Linked DNA regions of Homo sapiens: region 2 is linked to region 1. The links are chromatin contacts, found by Hi-C or POLR2A ChIA-PET in ENCODE. All regions are on one chromosome and are shown on one strand. The core of a region is the stretch at or near the end of the contact, and the rest is flanking DNA. Distances in the headings are between cores, read along the strand shown.

Region 1 (2,576 bases), core at 29-2,528:
TTTCATTATCCCCGGGGCGTAGTCTTATCTTTCTGCTCTCTTTCCATGGATACATTTTCACTTCCCAACAATGCTGGGACAAGTGACCATACTGCTTATGCCTCCAGGGTTCAGATGGCACATTGCACACGCAGACACTTCCTTGGTCAAGGTTTGTTGATGATGAGCAAAATGGCTTGTTCTCTTTCTACCTGGAATGAGAATGGAGATGGAGAGAGGCATCTCTGTGTTCTACTCACTGGGGGGCTGTGACCCCAGTGCCTGGATCTCAGCTTGTTAATGGCTGTTGAAGCCATAAGACCCATGGGGACAGTAAAGTAATGCCCACAAGCCTGCTCCCCTAGAGACAGGTACTACGGAGCAAAGGAGGAGGTGGGAATGGTCTTTCTGGTTCTTACTCCAGGACTGGCAGGAAGGGGAGCTGACATGGAGAGTGGGGGAAGGGCTACTCGGGGTGCTAAGCCCAGCTTCCTGTCTGGATTTTCCTTGACTGCTGCCGGGGGCCTATCTTAGGATGGTCACAGCTGCAGAAATAGATCTCCCCCTTCACCTGTTCTTAAGCAAGGAAGACCTTGCTAACTTCCTGTCAAAAGAACGCGTGCTTTGGTAACTTTTCCAGTACGGGAGACAGTACTGGGGACGCGGGTGCTGAAGTCACCACGATTTTCCTCGTCTGAGGAGCAGTGGCTCACCTTGGCCAGGAAACAGGGCAAATAGCCGCAAGGAGAGAGGCGAGAAGCCGGCCACGTGTTTCCAGCCAGAGTCCTCAGCCTCTTCCGTGAATTCGGGCGGTGTTTCCTTCCTTGGTCTGCTCCAGAAACCACTCTTTCCTGGCAGGAAGCCCCTCTCTCTGTCAGAGTGACAGGGAACAGACCCTTTGTCCTCCTCACTCGTCTGCCCTAGCCCCCAGCCTGCTCCTGCAAAAGTCTCTGTTTCTCCTGAACTTTTCAGCTGAGTCAATCGGGCTCTGGGACCCCGAAACCAAGCCTCCCCAGTCACTCGCTTATTCACTCAACAAACACACCCCCCTTCCCCGCACTAACCCAGGCCCAGTTCTGGGAACCAGCAAGGGGAGGGGAGGGGAGCCCCGAGCAGCGCGGCGGGAGGTGGACATGCCGGGGAGGAGACTGGCCTCCTGGTGGCGGGGGAGGGCTCCTGGGGACCCCAAGTCCGCGGAGGAGGAGACAGGAGGGAGCAGGGAGATGGAAGACCCAGGAGCACGGGCGGGCTCCGCGCATGCGTGGGAAGAGACCTTGGCGTCCTCGGCGTCGCCAAGGCAACCGGCGCCAGCCATGGCCTCTGGGGCGGGCGGAAGCTGGGGTCGCTCCCCACCGCAGAGCGCAGTCCCGACGGTGAGGGCTGAGCCCGGGAGCAGATCCTGCCTTAGCTTGGGAGACGGCAGAGTGGGGAGCTGTCCCTGGAGGGGCCAGATCCTGGAGGGGTGGGGGACGAGGAGAGACAGCCCCAAACCGAGAGGAAGAGGCGTGGCAGGGAGCAGGGAGGCCGCGGGGCGGGGAGGAGAGAACCTGGCCCCTGCGGGGTTAGGGAGGCCACTGGCCGGGGGGGTTGGGGCTCGCGACGTGTCCCCATCCATTCCCCCCACCCCACCTGGCTGACTCCGCGCACACCCCCAGCCCTGGGTCACCTTCCTGCAGCCCCTCTCGTGGGCCGTCCCACCTGCGCCCCCGCAGCCAGGCCGCGTGAAGGAAGGTGAGACTCCCGGGTCCCCCCACCCCACCCCCACCATCACCACCACTCACCCTCTTCTGCCTCGCACATCCTCTGGGAGTCCCCGCAGCACAACCCGCCAACCCATTCTTCACCCCCGGGACAGGGGTGTCAGGGGGAGGGGGACTCGGAGGCCCGGCGTGGGCTTGCTGAACCCCGCTTCCTAGACCTGCTGGAACTGATGATGCTGCAGAACGCGCAGATGCACCAGCTGCTGCTGAGTCGCCTGGTGGCTGGAGCGCTGCAGCCCCGGCCTGCCTCGCCCTGCCCTCAGGTGCGTGTGGGTGGGCCGCCGGGGTCGCTCACCTGTGGGTCCAGGGATGCGGATCCACCTGGGGTTCCTGTTCAGGGGGGAAAAGAACTGGGAGACAGAGGAGCAGGAAGCCAGCCCGTCTCTCTGGCTGGGGCTGTTTGGCATCTGTCATGTTTCAGCCTCCATGAAAGGTTGGGGCGGGGAAGAGACCCCCCAAAGTCCAGACCACCGAGGTCTTGTTTTCAAGGAGGTTTCCCTGTAGTGCCTCCCCCACTGGACTTAAGGCTCCAGGAAGGTAGGCACCCTGGTAACCCTGCCCCATGCATCATGAGCGTCTGGCCTGGTGCCTGACACCGTGTAGGGGCTCAGCTGATATTTGTTGAACGAGTGAATGAATAAATGAATGGTTAGGGATACAAAGCCAGGTTGGCTGTGATGGCACATGGAGAGGTACAAAGCACAAGTGCACATAGGGTTGGGGGATGGGGACAGGCTCCTTGGAGGAGCAGAGGATCTTAGAACCAGCCCTTGAAAGCCAGGTAGGATTTTGACCCTTGGAGGAGGCGAAGGGTGTGTCCCCCATCCAGGCTGGCAG
Region 2 (2,576 bases), core at 37-2,536, 44 kb before region 1:
AGCCGGGGCGACAGAGCGAGACTCCATCTCAAAACAAAACAAAACAAAAAAACAAAAAACAAACAAAAAACCCATCAATACAAGTAGAGCACACAGTAGGCACTCAACGCATGTTGGCTGTTATTATGTTTGAAATAATAGAAAGCTATACAAGGTGCTCCAGCCTGGCCAACATGGTGAAACCATGTACTAAAAATACAAAAATTAGCTGGGCGTGGTGGTGCACCTATAATCCCAGCTACTTGGGAGGCTGAGGCAGGAGAATCACTTGAACCCGGGAGGCGGAGGTTGCAGTGAGCCCAGATTGCACCCACTGCACTCCAGCCTGGGTGACAGTGCGAGACCCTGCCTTGAAGAAAAAAAAAAAAAGAAAAAGAAAAAGAAAGAAAGAAAGAAAGTTATACAAGGTGTAGGAAGAGTGTGGTGAACTCTGAGGCCAGCTCAGCATTTTATAGATGAGTAAACTGAGTCCTAGAGAGGTGGCGTGGCCTGCTCTAGGACACAGAGCATAGCCAGGACTCGAACCAGGATTCTAGTCATTGTATAACTTTAGAAGGCATCTTTCACTTAGCCTACAAGGTGAATGGCAGCCCTGAAGGTCTTTAATGTGGTCACCCTTCCTTCTACCAGTCTGCCTGGCCCTGGGCAGTGGGAGGAAGGAGAATCCTGGCTGGGGTGAGGGTCCCAGCTCCCATCAGCCAGAAGCATAGCCAGGTTCTTCCTCGGAGCCCTGGGGGAGTGAGAGGGCATGGGGAATTGGGGAGCCTGCACTTGCAGATCCGCCACCCTTGGCCGTCTCCTCGGCGGGTCTCACTCCTGGCTCTCACCAGCCTCCTCCAAGGTCTTCTCGTCATTGTCTTCACTACATTCTGTTGATTATATTCTGTTAATCATGTTAAATACTCTCTTTAAAAACTATCTGAAAACGCTCTTTGAGAGAATGTGCTAGGGGAATTTCCATGGCTCCCTTCCTCCCCGCCATGTCCCCTAGAGGCTTTTCTGCCTTTGCCCCCCACCAAAACGCATTAGTCTTTCTTCTCCCTCTCTGGGGGGAGGCATCCAGTTGCCAGAAACACATCTGAGATGGGAATTAGCTGCTCTCTGGGTCAGCAGGGTTTGCACACGGCTCCTGCCCAAGACAGAAATAGCTGCCCCAGGCATGGGGGAAGGGAGGAGGGGAGGGGGCCGACATCAATTTCCCTGGGGGTTCTGTGCTTTGGGTTACCTAGTCACTTCCTCTTCTTCTTCACAGTTACCCGCAGGAAGTGACCAAGTGCCATAGGTGCAGGGGATGCGGGTCCTCACACTCTCTGGCAGGGTGCCCTGGTGGCCTCTGGCAGACACCTGCTTCTCTGAAGCCTGGGGAGGTGGTGGGAGGGGACAGTGCCCAAGGAGCTGACAGTGCCACCTCCCTGGGCCGTTCCACTCCCTCTGAGCAAACTGGGAGAGCCACAGAGCTGGGCTGGGAAAGGATGTCAGTGGTGTGTTCGTGTGTGCATGTCTGTGTGATAGGGGTGACAGGCACACAGAAGCAGGGCCTGTACTGGTTCCAGACTCTGCAGCCAGATTGCAGGGGCTCCCGTCCCACACACGGGACAGACTCACCTCCCTGAGCCCCTGTTTCCTCATCTATAAAACATGAACCAGCGCGCCCCTCACAGGTGGGCGTGAGGATGAGGTGAAATGAATACATGTGAAGCACCCAGAATGCTGGGTAAATGCTAAATAAATGTCAGCTGTCACCATGCTTCTGCTGATGCTGACGTTATCATTATTACGATACTGTTGTCATTGATGTTATCGTTACTGGAGTTACATGGACCCAGTTCCAGCACCAGCTCTGTTTCTCACTAGTTGTGTGGTTCTGGGCAGTGCCTCCTCGAGAGTGTGGAAATAACATTACCTGTCTCATGGGGTGGCTGAGAGAATTAGGGGCAATGCCAGTAACTCCCTTTGGCAGGGACTGACATACAGTAGGCCCCCCACTGCCAATACAGGAGCATCGCCCTGGTGGCGGGAACCTAAACCAGCACTGCCCTGCCGCACGCCTGCAACACCTGTACTCCCAGCCACGTGGCCAGGCACTTTGGTAAGCACTTGTAAGCGCATGCGTAACATAATCCTTGCAACCACCCAGTGAAAGAGTCATCCCCATTTTCATCCCCGTTTTCCAGATGGGAAAACTGAGGCCCAAAGGGTTAAATAACGGGCTCGAGGTTTCCCAGTCAGTGAGTGGCAAAGTGGGGATTTAAAACGTTTCTGAGTTTCCACACATAGAAACAGCAACTCCCTGAAGACTCAGTCACCCCCAAGTCCTTAGACTTACATCAACAAACTCCTACTCAGGGTCTGCTCTCCCCATCCCCAATCCTGCCCCAAAGTTGGGCCCGGGCACCTTCCCTCTCTCTCCCCACTCCCTAAGACCCTCCTTTCAGGGACAGGAGGCCTGGGTTCTCCTCTGTAGCTGCAGCATAGTCTTCTTCTGCAGCTGAGGTGACACCCCCTTCCCTCTCTTGGTGCTGCCCCCAGCCAGAGATCAGCAATATCTGAGAAGCTCTGTCGCTGCAGCTCAGGGA

The links. Hi-C counts contacts between places; a loop is a spot of excess contacts on that map. ChIA-PET counts read pairs that join two places held with the same protein, here RNA polymerase II (POLR2A). Pooled maps may share reads with other maps.
Region 2: a loop to region 1 is called in a map with no recorded cell type, with 2.1 times the contacts of the local background. The contact joins the enhancer-like site here to the promoter of PRR29 in region 1. A Hi-C loop is called at or near these places in 35 of 168 maps with a recorded cell type or tissue (B cell, CD4-positive, alpha-beta T cell, CD4-positive, alpha-beta memory T cell and 21 more), 22 of 37 single-sample maps with no recorded cell type and 28 of 50 pooled maps. POLR2A ChIA-PET finds 5 or more read pairs at or near these places in 17 of 52 experiments (AG04450, B cell, CD4-positive, alpha-beta memory T cell and 11 more).

The regions. Positions count from the first base shown.
Region 1 is chr17:63,997,073-63,999,648 of GRCh38, forward strand. PRR29 (proline rich 29) reads left to right here and starts at 1,279. Exons shown (of 6, transcript NM_001164257.2): 1 at 1,279-1,352; 2 at 1,635-1,710; 3 at 1,896-2,002. The coding sequence starts at 1,293. PRR29-AS1 (PRR29 antisense RNA 1) reads right to left here. Exons shown (of 3, transcript NR_126169.1): 1 at 1,253-2,576; 2 at 693-850; 3 at 1-191. RefSeq lists a silencer at 1,162-1,211 and an enhancer at 1,465-2,442.
Region 2 is chr17:63,953,330-63,955,905 of GRCh38, forward strand. All of the region lies in intron 13 of SCN4A (sodium voltage-gated channel alpha subunit 4), which reads right to left. Among named protein-coding and RNA genes, the nearest start is that of SCN4A, 18 kb to the right of the region's middle. Within about 2 kb of position 1,287, at least 8 of the 41 ENCODE cell types and tissues checked have a DNase peak (open chromatin) inside an H3K27ac peak, as active enhancers do; they include B cell, CD4-positive, alpha-beta T cell, CD8-positive, alpha-beta T cell and 4 more, where a contact is called at or near this core.